Linked DNA regions of Homo sapiens: all the other regions are linked to region 1. A link is a contact called in ENCODE Hi-C data. All regions are on one chromosome and are shown on one strand. The core of a region is the stretch at or near the end of the contact, and the rest is flanking DNA. Distances in the headings are between cores, read along the strand shown. Region 1 holds the start of ABHD13 (abhydrolase domain containing 13). Region 2 holds the start of ARHGEF7-AS1 (ARHGEF7 antisense RNA 1). Region 3 holds the start of ANKRD10 (ankyrin repeat domain 10). Region 4 holds the start of NAXD (NAD(P)HX dehydratase). Region 5 overlaps COL4A2 (collagen type IV alpha 2 chain).

Region 1 (3,105 bases), core at 1-2,500:
GCTGAGGTGAGCGGATCACTTGAGGTCAGGAGTTTGACACCAGCCTGGCCAACATGGTGAACCCCCGTCTCTACTAAAAAATACAAAAATTAGGCCGGGCCTGGTGGCTCACGCCTGTAATCCCAGCACTTTGGGAGGCCGAGGTGGGTGGATCACCAGAGGTGGGGAGTTTGAGAGCAGCCTGGCCAACATGGTGAAATCCCGTCTCTACTGAAGAAAAATACAAAATTAGCTGGGCGTGGTGGCGCATGCCTGTAATCCCAGCTACTCCGGAGGCTGAGGCAGGAGAATCGCTTGAACCCGGGAGGCGGGAGGTTGCGGTGAGCCGAGATCTTGCCATTGCACTCCAGCCTGGGAAACAAGAGCGAAACTCCGTCTCAAAACAGCAACAAAACAAAAACAAAAAGTAGCGGGGCGTGGTGGCGGGCACCTGTAATCCCAGCTAGGTCAGAGGCTGAGGCGAGAGAATCGCTTGAACCAGGGAGGCGGAGGTTGCAGTGAGCCGAGATCACGCCATTGCACTCCAGCCTGGGCGACAAGAGCGAGGCTCCATCTCAAAAGGAAAAAAAAAAAAACCCACAGATTTATGAAATATCCTCTGTATATATAAAATAGGGGACATAGAATAAGGAAAGCCCAAGGGAGGGGAGGCACACATCTGTAAACAAGTGTGTACACTTCAGTGCACAGGGGGGTTGACAGCGAAGCTAATGAAGCCCAAGTTTTAAGGGCCCATTTTTGCGAACACTTCCAAGGCCTTGAGAGGGGCCCTAACGAGGTGTTCCCATGGTCGTGTACCTCGGTAAAATTTGCAAAAATAAGACAATTTTACATTATTTTTCTTTAAAAGGGCTCTCCAAATGGCACAAGGTTCAGGCCTCACAAAACCTGCATTCGCCCTTGACAGTCCACTCTCGTAGAGGTAAAAGGAGAAAAATAGTTATGGAAGCGCTTTAAATCGTGGACCTCATTGCGACACCCTTAACAACCCTATCAGGCAGAACAAATTGCTCCGCAAACCTGCGGCTTGCAGAGCGATGGTGGACTCCCGAGCTCATCGGGTCCGGCACCTCTTCACCACGGAGGCCTCGGGTACGGAACTGGAGGGAGTCCTGGTGCTCGGAGGAGGGTGGAAGGCCAAGATCCCTAGGTCCTGGAGCAGGGAGCCGGGCCCACGCCGCCGAGGTATCTTTTCCGTCCGGGCCACCGTCGCGGGGGCTCACTGGCAGCGGCTTCTGCGCATGCTCGGAAGAGCGGGCAGGGTTCCCACTCCGGGAGCGGAGACGGAGAACAGGTTATGTGGGAGCCGGCGGGGGCATTTGCCGGCGACACCCGAGCGGGGGCCGGAAGTGGGGCCACAGCTCGCAGCAGGAGCTCCGGGCTAGACCGTGGCGCCGGCAGCGGCCCCTGGGCTGGAGGAGGATGATGAGGAGCGACGGAAGCGACGCGGGGGTACGCTGCTGCGCGGCGCCCGGTTTCGTGCCCGCGGCCGACTGCGCAGCCTGTCCGCGAGTCTGAGTAAGTGCGGCTCGGGGACCCCGAGCCCGCGGGGCCCGAGCGCCGGTCCGCTCCTTCTAGGAGGGTCGCGGGGAGCCGCCGGCTCCTCCAGGCGGGCGCGAAACCCTCCCGGGAGGCTGTGGGGGGAGCCCCGGGGCTAGTGCGGCTTCCCCTGGGGGTCGTGCGGGGGCCGAGCGCCGGGGGTTGTGGAGGACCAGCCCGGGGTGCAGCCCTGCCGGCCGCCCCGACTCCGCTCACCACTCACCAGGGGAAGCAAACTGAAGCCAAATACCTGTTTTGGAAACTAAGGTGCGCGCATTGCCAGAGGCTCGCCGGGTGTCGTTTTGTAATTGGAACCTAAAACGTATCTTAGTGTTCTATGTCAATTGTATTTCCAGTAATGTGTACAAACCTAAGATCCCTAAAATCCAACCCTCCGCTCCCCCACCCTCCCACACAGACATGAAAAGTAAAATAGAATAATTCCAGCTACTAGGTTGGAGAGAGGGAGAGCCCCGATCTAATCACGACAGTAACAGGTTTAGACCTGTGAATATCATGACAGGAAGTTCTGGGGTTATTCAGGAAACATCAAAAAAGCACCCCATACAATCGAAGTCAATTTTGCTGTAGATTTTAGTCAACATTTAAGTAAAATGAATTACTAGTATTACTACCCAAGGTATCGAAACCAAAAAAAAGTCCGTCCCCATTTAACAACTCTTATTTATGTTTACTATGTGATAGTAACTGGATAGAAAGAGATGAGTATATTGGCTTTGTGTGTTGATATTGGATTTTTCACTGATCTCTTTTGACGGGAGGGGGTTCGTGGATCAATACTTATTTGTATGCATGCTTAGGGAAATCACTCGTCTTTGACTAAAATATCAAATTTTATTTTACTGTGTAAGATTTCTTGATTGCCGATTTAGTGTTAATGTCATGATATCCTACCTAAGACATCAGCTGCTCAATTAAATAATCGTTAATAGAGGCCCACTATGCATCAGGCACTGCTGCGTACAGAAAATGTAGAGTTGAATAGGACGAGGTCTCTGTCATCGAGGAACTCACAGCCTGTGTAAGCAGGTTAATTACGCTGTAATAGTAACTTCTGCCACGTAAGTTTGCACAAACTACAGAATGTGGAATGGGTGGCAGGAGGGAATAGGGGTCCAAGGAAAGCTTTCTAGAGGATCTACTACCTGAGTTTGGTTTTAACAGAGAAAGAGTGCATTGCTCTGATTACTTCCTGTGTTCAGATACGGTACCTCTAGGGAATCATATCCATTATTTGATCTAGGACTAATAGGGCTTCTAGTTGTCCTTACTTTCACATACTCTGCTATAGTACATAATTAAGTAATTTAAATTTTGTCTCATAGAAGTAGCTGCACTTAACACACTATTACATTTTATCTCAACAGTAGTTCAATTTAATCTTTCATCCTCCTTTTACATACGAGGAAATATATATTTAGAGAGGCTAAGTGAGTTGGCAAAAGCTACCTATCTCTTAACAGACCATGACTCAAAACACTGTCTCCTTTCCATTGCACCACACTGCCTCCCACTGACAGTTAACTTGGAATGATTAAAGCAAGC
Region 2 (3,105 bases), core at 400-2,899, 2.9 Mb after region 1:
TTGAAGGAAAATTGTAATGATTCTGGGACTATGTCTCTGCCTGGTTAGAGTTCTTGATGGAAAAGCCTGGAGTTTATTACCACGGAGAATTTGGCACAGGATTTCTGAAAAGTGAACTGGGCAGAGTTGTTGGTCACTTGAGGCCTGAGTTTTCTGAATATTTCTGGAGACTACATGAGAAAGCAGACTTCCCCACCCCTTTGAATTGTGAAGGCTTTGCTGATTATAAATAAAGCTATGAACATTGCTGTACATGGCTTTCAGTGGACCTATGCTTTCATCTCTCTTGGGTAAATACCTAGGAAAGGAATTGCCGGTCTTAGGGTAGATGTATATTTAACTTTGCAAGAAACGGCCAGTTTTCTAAGCATACCATTTACACTCCCATTAGTCGTGTCTGGGAATTCCAGTTACTTTACATCCTTGCCAACACTTGATATATTGTCAGCCCTTTCCATTTGATCCATTCTGGTGGGGTGCAGTGTTATCTGTGGTTTTAATTTGCATTTCCCTAATGACTAAAGAGATTGAACTGTTTTTCACGTGCTCACTGACCATTCGTTTGTATAGCTTCTTCAGCGAAATATTAAAGGGACTTTCAGCCATCTTGTTTGTATCACAATATTCCAAACATGTTTTTCCACCACAGCTTCACCCATGATCTCAGCTGCCCTTTTTTACTCGCCATCCTTGAGAACACCCTGGACTGCCAAAATGGCACACCTTTGAGATGCAGTTCCATTTGCCTCTTCACCCTTCCAACTCAGAGGTCACCTTTTTTTTTTTTTTTTTTTTTTTTTGAGACGGAGTCTCGCTCTGTCGCCCAGGCTGGAGTGCAGTGGCGGGATCTCGGCTCACTGCAAGCTCCGCCTCCCGGGTTCACGCCATTCTCCTGCCTCAGCCTCCCAAGTAGCTGGGACTACAGGCGCCCGCCACTACACCCGGCTAATTTTTTGTATTTTTAGTAGAGACGGGGTTTCACCGTTTTAGCCGGGATGGTCTCGATCTCCTGACCTCGTGATCCGCCCGCCTCGGCCTCCCAAAGTGCTGGGATTACAGGCGTGAGCCACCGTGCCCAGCCGAGGTCACCTTTTATGCTGGTTAAGCCTCTAGCCCTGCCCTATCTCTGCAGAATTTAGGTTTCCCTCTGCCATGCTTCTGTAGTGCTGAGTCTACATCTCCGTGGCCACACTTGCCATGCTGTGTGCAAGCTTCTGTGCGTCTCACTCTTTGCATTCACCGTGCTTATGCCATCATCTGCCATGGAGTCTAAGCCCAATATTGCTGGATTAATTTATTACCCATTTCATCCTCCCAGCCACTCTGTGCAAAAAGATGTGTTAGCCTTAAATCAGGGACAAAGGCATAGACCCAAGGGGTCAAGTGACTTGTCCAGTGTGACACAACATATTTGTTATACAGCCAGGCACTACTTACTATAAAGTTTTGACTCTTTGACATTACAGTTTTCCAAACAAGTATGTTTTAGGTACAGTGTTCTTTGACCTAGCTTGCTACAGGTACCCATGTACATGTACAGAAATATTTTTCAAGGGATATGCAGGCACAGGATGGTTTTAAGGGAATCCACTTCCAGACCCTCAACTTACATACACAGTCACCTAAAACTGACTAGCCTTAGAAGGTGCCAAGCCATGGAAGACATGAAGCTGGTTGGGCCGTCCCATCTCCTCTCTCATGATGGCCATTCTCCCAATTCATACAGAAAGGCAGACTTTGCACCTGTCATCTTCCTGAGGTGCACTGCTGCAAGATGGAAAACTTCCAGGCTATGTAACAAAGAGACAATGAGAAATATTGATGGTATTAAGAAGTCAATGACTTTAACGACTGAAATGTTGCTACTCAGGGGTTTCCACTTCTTAGCTTTCACAGAAATCAAAGGAGACCTAATCAAGATGTTAATAAATGATTTAAAATATTTTTAACTTACGAGAGACCATATCTGGACTTTGTCCATGTAACTCAGAAGACTTCAAAGAGTTAAGATATATCATGACAAATCTCCTTGCGTTTTCAAGTATTTATTTTTGTGAACAAAGTTTTTCCGGGTTTGCATAAAAATCCTCCAAGACAGGAAAACAAGCGATGCTGGGCCATACCTCACTCTAGCAAAAAGTGATAGTCATTCAGGGGTAAATTAACAAACTAAAAAAAAAGCCCTATACATTTCATTAAAAAAACCATTTCTGTCCGGGTGCGATGGCTCACGCCTGTAATCCCAGCACTTTGGGAGTCTGAGGCGGGCAGATTGCTTGAGCCCAGGAGTTCAAGTCCAGCCTGGGCAACATAGTGAGACCACTATCTCTGAAAAAAAAAAAGAAAAGAAAAGAAAAAGAAATACACTTCCAGATAAAACTTTGCTTTTTATATGTAATAATTTATAAAAATGGTAACATATTGTTTTCATCATTTGTGTACTCATAATAGTTGTGTTAACTCAGTTCAGAAAAAAATCATAGCAATTAGATTCTTATGGCTTAATACTCTTAAATGTAGAGTCAATTATCATTATTTGTGGTAGTTATGTTCTAGAAAGTTACCTTGATCATTGAATTACTGACAAATGCAACACTGCTCTGAGGAGAAATATAGCGTTAGGATCCACGAAGACTCTGGCCAGAACATTTTGCCAACCAATCAATACATAACCTTGTTTTATGTGTATTTTTGTTTGAAGATAGCTTATTTAATATAAATTTCTTACAAGTACTCATATGCAGTATTTCTTTATAATAAACACTGTGTTTCAGTTACAGCATTATGTACTCCTATGACTGTACTAGTTTAATTCTCAGTCATAAGTACACACATGCACACAATACACATACATATACAGTACTCACATAACACGGAATACTGTGAACATGCTTTATACTGTATAGCACAGTAATAACAAATACATAAAGTCCTGAAAAAAGCATTAAGTGAAGATTAAGCATTTAAAGTTTTATACACATTAACTAAAGTCTTACTGTAATGGAGCTGCAGGATGTGTGATGGTCAGTGAGTGCACTGTGGTTTACCCTATCAACCTTAGCTTGCCCCATGAAAATCAAAAGAGGCTGGTGGAACTCACCCTGC
Region 3 (3,105 bases), core at 236-2,735, 2.7 Mb after region 1:
CTTTCCAAAAGACACAGCTGCTTTGTGAATGTAGCACCAGGGGCAGCAAGGTAAACCGCAACTTCATCAGCTGGTAACGACATTACCAGGGCCAGGCCTTCTTAAAGTAACTTATTTCACATTACCTCTCACATATTTCTGCAAAACCATTTAACCCCATCTCATCACTTACGAGAAAAACACTATACACATCCCTGAATTTCAGTGAATTAAGAAATATTAATTAAAACCAGTCACTTCTGAAATGCACGGTGAAATCTTATTTAAGATTTCTGAGAGCAAGTACCCCAACGACTTCACAGATGAGGAAACGGTAGCTATCCAACCTTTTAAAACCTTAAAGCAGCACTGTGTTCCCCCAGAATTTTCAGTTTAAGAAAAAAGAGGGGAACGTAAAGCCTCCACGGGAAGAGAATTCTGCTTAATTTAACCACTTCTGCAGTAATTTAGATCCAAGATAAACACAGCCGTCACTAATTTTGCTGAAGCGGGGCCAGCTACAAGCCTTAAAGCAAACCCAGAAGCTGGAGAGCCGGCCTCCATCCCACACAGCTGCCGGGGCCTTCCAGTCCCGCCGGGGCGCTTGCTCCTCGGCTGAGCTCGTCCGCAGCGCGGCCCTCGGCTACTGGCGAGGCTGTGCGGAACCAGAAGGTCGACCGCGCCCGGGCATTCCCCGCGCGCCTCTGACCCCAGCTCGGCTCCCCGGAAGCCGCCTGGGCGACTTCGCGGCCTAATACCCGGCTCTGCGAAATCGCTCGCGCCTCCGGCCCGGCCTGGAGGGCCCCGCACCATCCGCGCGCGCGCGCGCTCGCACAGGATCCGGCCAACAGGCGCCGGGACCCTTGGAGCCCGCCTTGTTAGAAACTTGCTACGCGCGCCGCCGCACATGCGCCCTAGGCCCCTCCGGACGCAGGCGCCACCGACCTCGCTTCCGCCCCGCGCCCCCCGGCTGCCCCGCCGCGACTCCGGGCCGCGAGCGCTGCCGCACAGGCGCCCTAGGCCCCTCGGGGCACAGGCGCCGTCGATCCCGCTTCCGCCCCGCGATCCCGGCACGCCCCACGTCCCCCGCACCTCAGACCCGCTTTCCCCGACTCCCACTGGACAGCCGGGGAAAATGGCGCCTTAAAGCGTTCGCACCCACCTTGCCGAAATGCGCGGCCCAGTGCACGGGCGTCCAGCCATAGAAGGAGTCCTCAGAGGCCAGGTGGGCGTGGGGTGTCTGCTGCAGCAGCGAGCAGAGCGTGGCCAGGTCCCCGTCGCGGCAGGCGCGGTGCAGCGGGAAACGGAGCGAGAGCAGCTCCTCGCTGGAGAAGCCCGCCTCTACGCCCGCGCCCGCTCCCGCCGCCGACATGGTCCGTCACCGGAGAGCGCGGGGCTCGCTGGCCTAGAGGACGCGTCGGGGAGGACTCGAGAAGCCGCCGCCGCAGCACAAAGGAACGAGACTAGCGCCGCGGTCGCGTCCCACAGGCTGCCGAGCGGAGCGCGCACAGAGGGGGCGGGGCGGGGCCTGGAGCGGCCGGGCTGGGGGCGGGGCCTGGCCCAGAGGACGCCTTGTGCAGCCGGGCAGGGGTCGGGGCCTGGAGCCGCGGACCTCTGGAGCCGCCGGGCAGGGGGCGGGGCTTGAGCCGGAGGCCGCCTGGAGCAGCCGGGCGGAGGGCGGGGCTTGGAGCTGCGGACGCCTGGAGCGGCCGGTAGGTGGCGGGGTCTAGCCTAGAGGATGCCTGGAGCAGCCGGGTAGGGAGCGGAGCCTGGACCAGAGGACGCCAGCAGCAGCCGATTAGGAGGCGGGGCATGGGGCTGTCGACGTCTGGAGCAGCCGGGCATTGGGCTTGGGCTAGAGGACGCCTGGGGCGGTGGGCGCCTGGAGTAGCCAGGCAGAGGGCGGGGCCTGGCTTGGGTCCACGCCTGGGGCGGCCGGGGGCGGGGCCTGGCTGGAATTGACGCGTGGAGCTCCGGTGGAGGGGGCGGGGCCTGGCTGGGCCGCTGCCTACAGCGGCTTCCGGGGCTTGGAGGTCACGGGGCTCGGAGGTCACGGGGCTCGGAGGTCACGGGGCTGGCTGTGTGGGGGGCTCAGGGGCGTAGAGTGGCCAAGCAGCGGTCTGAGCGGGTCCCGGGGCCTCCGGCGCGGTGGGTCTCGGCTGCGCCCCGGGTGCGGACCATGATGTTTCCAGCCTGGGAGCCGGTCCGGGCGGGGAATCCCGGCTGCCGGGGGCGCGGGTTGAGGCTCTGCGGGCCCGCGCCCAGAGCGGGTGGGAGTCACGGGTCTCCCGGAGGCCCAGTAGCGCGCGGTGAAGTTGTCCAGTAAAAATTTATGGAGCGCCTACGGGGAGCAGGGATTCTCGTTAAAATCTGGGAATCAGCAAGCCCTAGTTCCTTACAGAGCAGGACAGATTCCTCGGTTTTGTCCGAGGGACGCCTTCTTCGGAACCGAGTGCGGTGGGCTAGGACTATACGTTTGCAAGTTTAAGAGATAAGCGAGAAGACCAGACAGAGCAAACAATAAAAGGCTTTTTGTTGAGAACTGTATAAATGTAAGGGAGTACCAAATCCCCTATTTTGAATGACAGTATCACGGACTTTATTACATATGTAATTTTATTCTGATTATGAAAGCATCAGTAATTTCACTATTGAGGAATAACCACAATGTTTATGAATATTTCCTTTGCTTCTAAATATGCGGTCTTTTTAAATCATGTATTTTATTTCATTTGTATATATAGTTTTTCGCTGTGTAAACTTCCTTTTTGCAAAATTCTACGTCACAAATTGAACAAGGCAATTAGATGTCTAGGGAAGTACTGATGCACGAGAAAGCATATTGCAGCATTGGTTAATAAAACGAAAAAATAGAAACCTAAGATTTAACAAAGGGAAGTTGTTAACTAGTGGTGTAAACACTCAACACAGACATGTCTTCATACAGCAAACATTTGTTGAGTACAATGCTGAATGAAACACATTGAGAAACACTCTATAGTGGGGAAGTAGCAAATATTTCAATTCAGTGAGCAATTGCTAATGAATGGAAAATATGACACATAGAATCTATCTTCTCCCAGGGAGTTTGTAATCTGTTAGTGAAGCAGGAAAGAATAATCAAGC
Region 4 (3,105 bases), core at 176-2,675, 2.4 Mb after region 1:
CAAGATGGTCTCGATCTCCTGACCTTGTGATCCACCCGCCTCGGCCTCCCAAAGTGCTGGGCTTACAGGCATGAGCCACCACGCCCGGCCTCTTCATAATAAATCTTGCTGCTGCTCACTCTTTGGGTCTATGCCACCTTTAAGAGCTGTAACACTGTGAAGGTCCGCAGCTTCATTCTTGAAGTCAGTGAGACCATGAACCCACCGGCAGGAACTAACTCCACACATAGTTATAGTTATCTCTTGATTATAGGCTAAATAAGGAGGGGATTATTCATGAGTTTTCTGGGAAAGAGGTTGGCAATTGCTGGAACTGAGGGTTCCTCCCCTTTTTAGACCATATAGAGTAATTTCCTGATGTTGCCATAGCATTTGTAAACTCTCATGGCGCTGGTAGGAGTGTCCTTTAGCATGCTAATACGTTATAATCAGCAAATAATGAGCAATGAGGACACAGAGGTCACTTTTGTGGCCATCTTGGTTTTGGTAGGCTTTGGGCCAGTTTCTTTACTGTGTCATCTTATCAGTGCGGTCTTTGTGACCTGTATCTTGTGCCCACCACCTCATCCTGTGGCCAAGAATGTCTAACCCCCTGGGAATGCAGCCCAGTAGGTCTCACCCTCATTTTACCCAGTCCCTATTCAAGATGGAATCGCTCTGGTTAAAAGGCCTCTGACATGTTGAGCCATCCTTTCACCTCAGCCTCTCAAGTAGCTGGACTACAGGTGTGCCACACCATCCCCTGCTAATTTTCCAAAAAAATTTTGGTAGAGAAGGGGGTCTCCTTATGTTGTCCAGGCTGGTCTCAAACTCCTGGGCTCAAACGATCCTTCCATCTTGGCCTCCCAAAGCATTGGGATCACACGCGCGAGCCACCGCACCTGGCCCCACAAGTTTCTTTTAGCACCATGACGGTGGCTTCAAATAGGGCGGCAGTGGAGGTAAGAGGCCATCAGCCACAGGAGGAGCGTGGGTGGGAGGGCAGGAGAGGTCAGAATGCCTTCCAGGGGTTTGGGCCTCAGCGTTGGAGTGATGGAGCTGCCCTGACCTGAGACGGTGGAAAGCGAAGGGGCCTCGCAGCGAGCTGGTTTGGGGTTCAGGGCAGAGGTTGCGCCTGGAGCAGAAAGGCACCTGACTGCTATACTGGGGGCACATAGTGGGCCTCGGCACTCCACCTGCCAGCAAAATCATTTTCTATAACGCCGCAAGCCTAAAAATGGGCCGATAAACACAAACCAGACCCTGAACCAGATCGTTGTTAACTCTTCAACCTGCCTTCCAGCCGAACCTCTTAGGCCAGAGCTGGGACCAGGCCGGGTTGGGCGTCGCGCTTGTCAATCATCTAGAACCGGGTGTGATTGAGCGAGTTGGGATCCCACTGCCGACAGCCGCGCGGAGGCGGTCGGGAAACCGGAAAACGCTTCCAATGGCTGTGTTTCCGGCGACGGCGCGGGGGCAGCTGGGAATCCGGAATGCTGCCCGATGGCCCTGGGTCCTCGCTGTGGGGCAATCCGGGCTTGCAGACGAGGTAAGGTCGATTCCATTTGGCCCGGGGATGGTCACACGCGCGGGGGCCGGAACTGCCGTCGCCGGCGCGGTCGTTGTCGCATTGCTCTCGGCCGCACTCGCGCTGTACGGGCCGCCACTGGACGCAGGTACCCGACCGCTGACCGCCTCTGCTGGCTCGCGGGGGGGAAGCGCCGCCGAGGGGCAGCCCGCGCGCGGGGCCGGGGCGCCGTGTGGCCTGCGGGGCGGAGTAGGGAGAGGACGGAGGCCTCCTGGAACGGCGCGGCGACGGCTGGGCGCGGCTTGGGTGATGGGAGCCTCCGTGCGGGGTGACAGAGGGGCAGAGGGTGGCGCCGGGCCGGAGCCAGTGCGCGTCCCAGGAGCGGCGGAGCCCGCGCGGTGGCCGGGGAACGGGGGGCCGAGGGCCGAGGACGGTAGGAGGGCCCTGGGGCGCCGTGGTGCGCTGGTCGGATCCGTCTGCTCTGCTCTGTCCCCGCTCCCGGTCTGGGAAAGATGCTCGCCAACTGCGGGCTTGCTGTTTGGTCGGAGCTGGATACGGGGGCCCTCCTGGGGCCCAGGGACGCGGCGGGCGTGCAGGCGAGCTGGCCGGCTGAGCGGGCTTCGCGCACACCAGGAGCAGGGCCGTGTCTGCATCCCCAATTTGAAGTCCCAGTGCGACTGGGCAAGTACAGACCCTGCACGTCCTTGGACGAGAGGGACTGGATATTGCGACGCCTGGGCCGCAGAAAAGGACTCCACCAGCCAGGCCTCCTTCGCCCGCCCCCGGTTCGGGGTGTGTGTGTGCGTGTAGGAGGTCCCTTGGGGAGGGAGGCTCACCTGAGTCATCCCCAGAACCTGAAGTGCTGGCCAGATGTCCCCGAGGGCCCTGCCCTGGCCTTGGCTGGTCCTTGCACGCTGAGATGCCTTTTCAAATAGAACGGATAAGGTAGAAAGAATTTAAACAGGAGCTGAGCAAGTGCTTGGAGCCCCATCTCTTCATAGGGTTTTTTTGTCTTTCTGTTTGCCTTGTTGGTATTGGTGTATCTAACATATTTTATACAGGAAGTAGTTCGTGTATATCTCATTTCTCATAAGGAGAGATTGCTGTTATCCACCTTGGTATAGAAGATAAATAGAAGCTCAGAGAAAGTGACTTAGCCAGGATTCTCCAGCCAGTGAGTGGCCGAAATGGTTAAACGCACCATTTGTTGCTGTAGTCATTAGATAGATTTTACCTTGTGTGTATGTTGGGCATCGTCAGAGAGTTTGGCTTTTTGTTTTCATCAGCACACACTGAGAATGCACTGGGTGGCGCTGAGAGGGTACTCTACACTGCACCTCACTCACACCAGCAGGGAGGCTTCTTAACACTTTATTTAGAGATTTATTTGTAGCTCTTTACCTTAAATTCACACACCGTGATTAGTAGCAAGATTTTTCATTGCGCTTGGTTGAGGATTTATTATCAGACTGCCTAAACTTTTACGAAAAGCCAGGTAGAGTTGTATATTACTGAGGCTTTAGGAAATATTTCAGTTAACTTAGGGATTGTGGTTAAATGCTCTAAATTAGTTATAACTCACATTAACTTAAAGTATT
Region 5 (3,105 bases), core at 606-3,105, 2.3 Mb after region 1:
ATTTTTGTATTTTCAGTAGAGACGGGGATTTCACCATGTTGGCCAGGCTGGTCTCAAACTCCTGACATTAGGTGATCTGCCCGCCTCAGCCTGCCAAAGTGCTGGGATGACAGGCGTGAGCCACTGTGCCAGGCCGCACACATCTTCAATAGTGTTTGTCTAATGAAACCATGGAAGCCATTGTGGACAACTTTCCACCCGAGATGAAACATCCTTCCACAGGGTCCTGGGCAGGTTCCTGCAGCCTCTGCTGGAGTCCCACTTGTCACCTAGAACCTGTGGCACATTGGAACCCTCTTGTTGCTAGAAAGTTCCTCCCTGGAATACAGCCTGCCTCCCAGGGAGTTCTCACCGGGCTGTTCCTGAGCCACACAGTTGACTTCCTCATAACCACACACCCTGAGAGAGGCGGCCACATCTCCCACAGACGTCTCATGAACAGGCAGAACTGACCCCGGGAACACATACTTTCTTTTAATGACATCGTTCCATGCCCTTGGAATTCTGAGCAACCTTCTAGGACCCCCACTTATCAGGATTCTTTTCCAACTGGGCTCTAGAAACTGAATAAAGCGCTCCCCATGTCTGGAATATCACACAGAACATCGGGACTGTTGCGCCCTTAGGTTGAACATCTTGCAAATGTTCCCAGTGAAGACTAATTGAACCCTGCCCCTCCCCTGACCTCCACTCAGATAGCTGATTTAAGCCTCAATGCAGAAGTGTCTGTCCGTCCCTGATAGATGGTATCTTTCGGAATTTTGTGTTGCAGCCCGTAGGGATTGTTCCAAACCCTGACCCTGTTTCCTTTCATATGATGCGTTTCTCCATGTTTTGCAAAATTGGGAAGCAGGCTTCCTGTGTCTGTATCAAGGCCCTGGTAAAAACAACTCTGCATTCGAATGAAGCAAAGGAAGTCTCCATGCCTCTGCCCCAGGGGTTGGTCTCTGTGGTTTTGTTGCCCTGCTGGAAGTGTCTAAATATTTAGAAGTGTAACATTGCCACTCTCATGATTTCATATATACTAAGTTTAAGCATTCATGATTTTGAGAGAAGGATAATAATTCCTGAACAGCTTCTTGCTGTGAGTATGAAAGTTCTCTGGTAATTGTGATTGGAGTGCCCAGCCATGTGTGCGTGAACGCCACACGGGGCTCCCCTGTAGGGGGGAATGGATGGGATGCACCCATTATCAGGTGATTTGGACAGTTGCCCACGTGAGTTGGGAGCCTGTTCCACCATCAAATGTGAGCCCTTACGTCATGAACAGGGAGGCTGGGGCAGGCTGGGGGTGGGTGGTGATTGAGGAACTGATCAGTTTCTGAAACGCATGTCACTTTTTATGGTGCTGAAATATACTGCCCTTCTGTCGCCACATGCAGAAGAGGATAAAATGCCCAATTCAAGGATTGCAAAAATCAGAGAGTCTATTCCAGATCTAAGACCCACACATGCAAACCCAAGTGCATGGCTCCCTGGGTACAGTTTGTAACATTGCCAGTGAAAGTCATGTCTCTTCATTGTGAGTAAATCACACCGTTAAAACTCTGAGTACGGTCTAGCTGATTAACGTCAGGTTAATCCAGATCCTTTATTCTGTATTCCAGTTACTCCCAGCTCCCAGGCAGTGATGGCTTTACCGGCCCAGGAGGTCCCCGGGCCCTGCTCATTGGATCTTTTTGGTGGGATACACCCCACAGAACACAGAAAACATTCCCTTTTCCGTATCCATACATAGGAGTGCCGAGCCTGCCGTGTACTTGATCTTGTCCCACAGAATCACCTGCCAGTCTCATCGTTGCAGGCTTCTCTCCTGCATGCACAGCGGGGGTGGTGGTGACCTCAGAAGCCTTTCCTTCTGAGCACTGCGTGACTGTCAGCTGTGGGAGTTCATTCTGAGGCCATGTCAGGGCTGACTGCACCGAAAAAGGAAGTGACCTGATGAGATCATTTTATCCAGTGGCACCCACAAAAGACACAGGACAGCTGCCTTCCCTCCATCCGCAGATGGGACTTGATGATTTTCTTTTTTCTTTTTATTTTTTTCTCTTTTGAGATGGAATCTCACTCTGTCGCCCAGGCTGGAGTGCAGTGGTGCGATCTTGGCTCACTGCAAGCTCCGCCTCCCGGGTTCACGCCATTCTCCCGCCTCAGCCTCCTGAGTAGCTGGGACTACAGGCATCCGCCACCACACCTGGCTAATTTTTTGTATTTTTAGTAGAGACGAGGTTTCACCGTGTTAGCCAGGATGGTCTCGATCTCCTGACCTCGTGATTCACCCGCCTCGGCCTCCCAAAGTGCTGGGATTGGGACTTGATGATTTTCATGGTCAATACAACAGAGGGGTGTCGTTCCTCTTTGAAGCGTTTCCCAACCGACAGTGACGGGTTTCTACCAGGGAGATGTTACGGCAGGCAGCGTTTTGGCTCTGACGGCCCTGTTCGTTCCTGCCTCCCTGGGATTTTCCATCCCGAAGTGCTGTTCCTCACTCAGCACAACCTAGAAGGTCCCACAAAAAGCTATTCTTTGGGGCTTATTTGCAAAGCAGGGGAACCCATGAATTATGCAAATCGAGGTCCAAGGAGGCGTTGTTGGCTTGTCCACCTTCACTCAGTTTTAGGGCTGGGGGGCCGAATGGCGGGGCAAGCAGAAGAAACATAACCAACAGAACGACATGGCGAAGGTTGTAGGTTCCAAAAAGGGCGACAGGGACAAGGGCTCGAGCTGAGGAATGCCTTCTGAGGACCCCATAGCCAAATTTTTGCTGTTTCCAGCCTCTTTTTGACTCTTCTCTTAGAACGTCACCATGCTAACTTGTGGTTTGGGGCCCACCCATGTTTCCTTTTAGGGTTCATAGGACCCCGAGGATCCAAAGGTGCAGTGGGCCTCCCTGGCCCAGATGGATCCCCAGGTCCCATCGGCCTGCCAGGGCCAGATGGGCCCCCTGGGGAAAGGGGCCTCCCTGGAGAAGTCCTGGGAGCTCAGCCCGGGCCACGGGGAGATGCTGGTGTGCCTGGACAGCCTGGGCTTAAAGGCCTTCCCGGAGACAGAGGCCCCCCTGGATTCAGAGGTGAGTGCCCCATCGGGGAGCCGGGGGCCCCATCC

What was found. A loop is a pair of places that touch in the nucleus more often than their neighbours do. Pooled maps may share reads with other maps.
Region 2: a map of sigmoid colon shows a loop between it and region 1 (6-fold over the local background). The contact joins the promoter of ARHGEF7-AS1 here to the promoter of ABHD13 in region 1. A Hi-C loop is called at or near these places in 2 of 168 maps with a recorded cell type or tissue (naive thymus-derived CD4-positive, alpha-beta T cell and sigmoid colon), 1 of 37 single-sample maps with no recorded cell type and 11 of 50 pooled maps.
Region 3: a loop to region 1 is called in a map of OCI-LY7, with 29 times the contacts of the local background. The contact joins the promoter of ANKRD10 here to the promoter of ABHD13 in region 1. A Hi-C loop is called at or near these places in 6 of 168 maps with a recorded cell type or tissue (B cell, CD4-positive, alpha-beta T cell, CD4-positive, alpha-beta memory T cell and 3 more), 7 of 37 single-sample maps with no recorded cell type and 19 of 50 pooled maps.
Region 4: a loop to region 1 is called in a map of naive thymus-derived CD4-positive, alpha-beta T cell, with 13 times the contacts of the local background. The contact joins the promoter of NAXD here to the promoter of ABHD13 in region 1. A Hi-C loop is called at or near these places in 2 of 168 maps with a recorded cell type or tissue (CD8-positive, alpha-beta T cell and naive thymus-derived CD4-positive, alpha-beta T cell), 4 of 37 single-sample maps with no recorded cell type and 11 of 50 pooled maps.
Region 5: a loop to region 1 is called in a map of B cell, with 7 times the contacts of the local background. The contact joins the enhancer-like site here to the promoter of ABHD13 in region 1. A Hi-C loop is called at or near these places in 1 of 168 maps with a recorded cell type or tissue (B cell), 1 of 37 single-sample maps with no recorded cell type and 3 of 50 pooled maps.

Annotation. Positions count from the first base shown.
Region 1 is chr13:108,217,142-108,220,246 of GRCh38, forward strand. ABHD13 (abhydrolase domain containing 13) reads left to right here and starts at 1,251. Exons shown (of 2, transcript NM_032859.3): 1 at 1,251-1,518. It also overlaps a transcript of LIG4 not described here. RefSeq lists an enhancer at 924-1,253 and a silencer at 1,534-1,773.
Region 2 is chr13:111,146,916-111,150,020 of GRCh38, forward strand. It overlaps ARHGEF7-AS1 (ARHGEF7 antisense RNA 1), which reads right to left and starts at 1,650. Exons shown (of 3, transcript NR_046516.1): 1 at 1,611-1,650. All of the region lies in intron 1 of ARHGEF7 (Rho guanine nucleotide exchange factor 7), which reads left to right. It overlaps LOC101060553 (a long non-coding RNA gene), which reads right to left. Exons shown (of 2, transcript NR_120398.1): 1 at 3,101-3,105; 2 at 1,282-1,790.
Region 3 is chr13:110,913,584-110,916,688 of GRCh38, forward strand. ANKRD10 (ankyrin repeat domain 10) reads right to left here and starts at 1,486. Exons shown (of 6, transcript NM_017664.4): 1 at 1,142-1,486. The coding sequence starts at 1,351. RefSeq lists enhancers at 98-774, 498-627, 2,126-2,800 and silencers at 738-1,107, 1,378-2,037, 2,168-2,327.
Region 4 is chr13:110,614,120-110,617,224 of GRCh38, forward strand. It overlaps NAXD (NAD(P)HX dehydratase), which reads left to right and starts at 1,426. Exons shown (of 10, transcript NM_001242882.2): 1 at 1,426-1,528. The coding sequence starts at 1,483. It overlaps NAXD-AS1 (NAXD antisense RNA 1), which reads right to left and starts at 2,234. Exons shown (of 1, transcript NR_182301.1): 1 at 1-2,234. RefSeq lists enhancers at 507-1,434, 2,336-2,385, 2,406-2,455 and silencers at 1,636-1,885, 1,896-2,055.
Region 5 is chr13:110,470,081-110,473,185 of GRCh38, forward strand. It overlaps COL4A2 (collagen type IV alpha 2 chain), which reads left to right. Exons shown (of 48, transcript NM_001846.4): 29 at 2,849-3,070. Among named protein-coding and RNA genes, the nearest start is that of COL4A2-AS2, 8.3 kb to the left of the region's middle. RefSeq lists enhancers at 1,426-1,525, 1,596-1,835, 1,846-1,895, 2,016-2,155, 2,884-3,105. Within about 2 kb of position 1,856, at least 11 of the 41 ENCODE cell types and tissues checked have a DNase peak (open chromatin) inside an H3K27ac peak, as active enhancers do; they include B cell, where a contact is called at or near this core.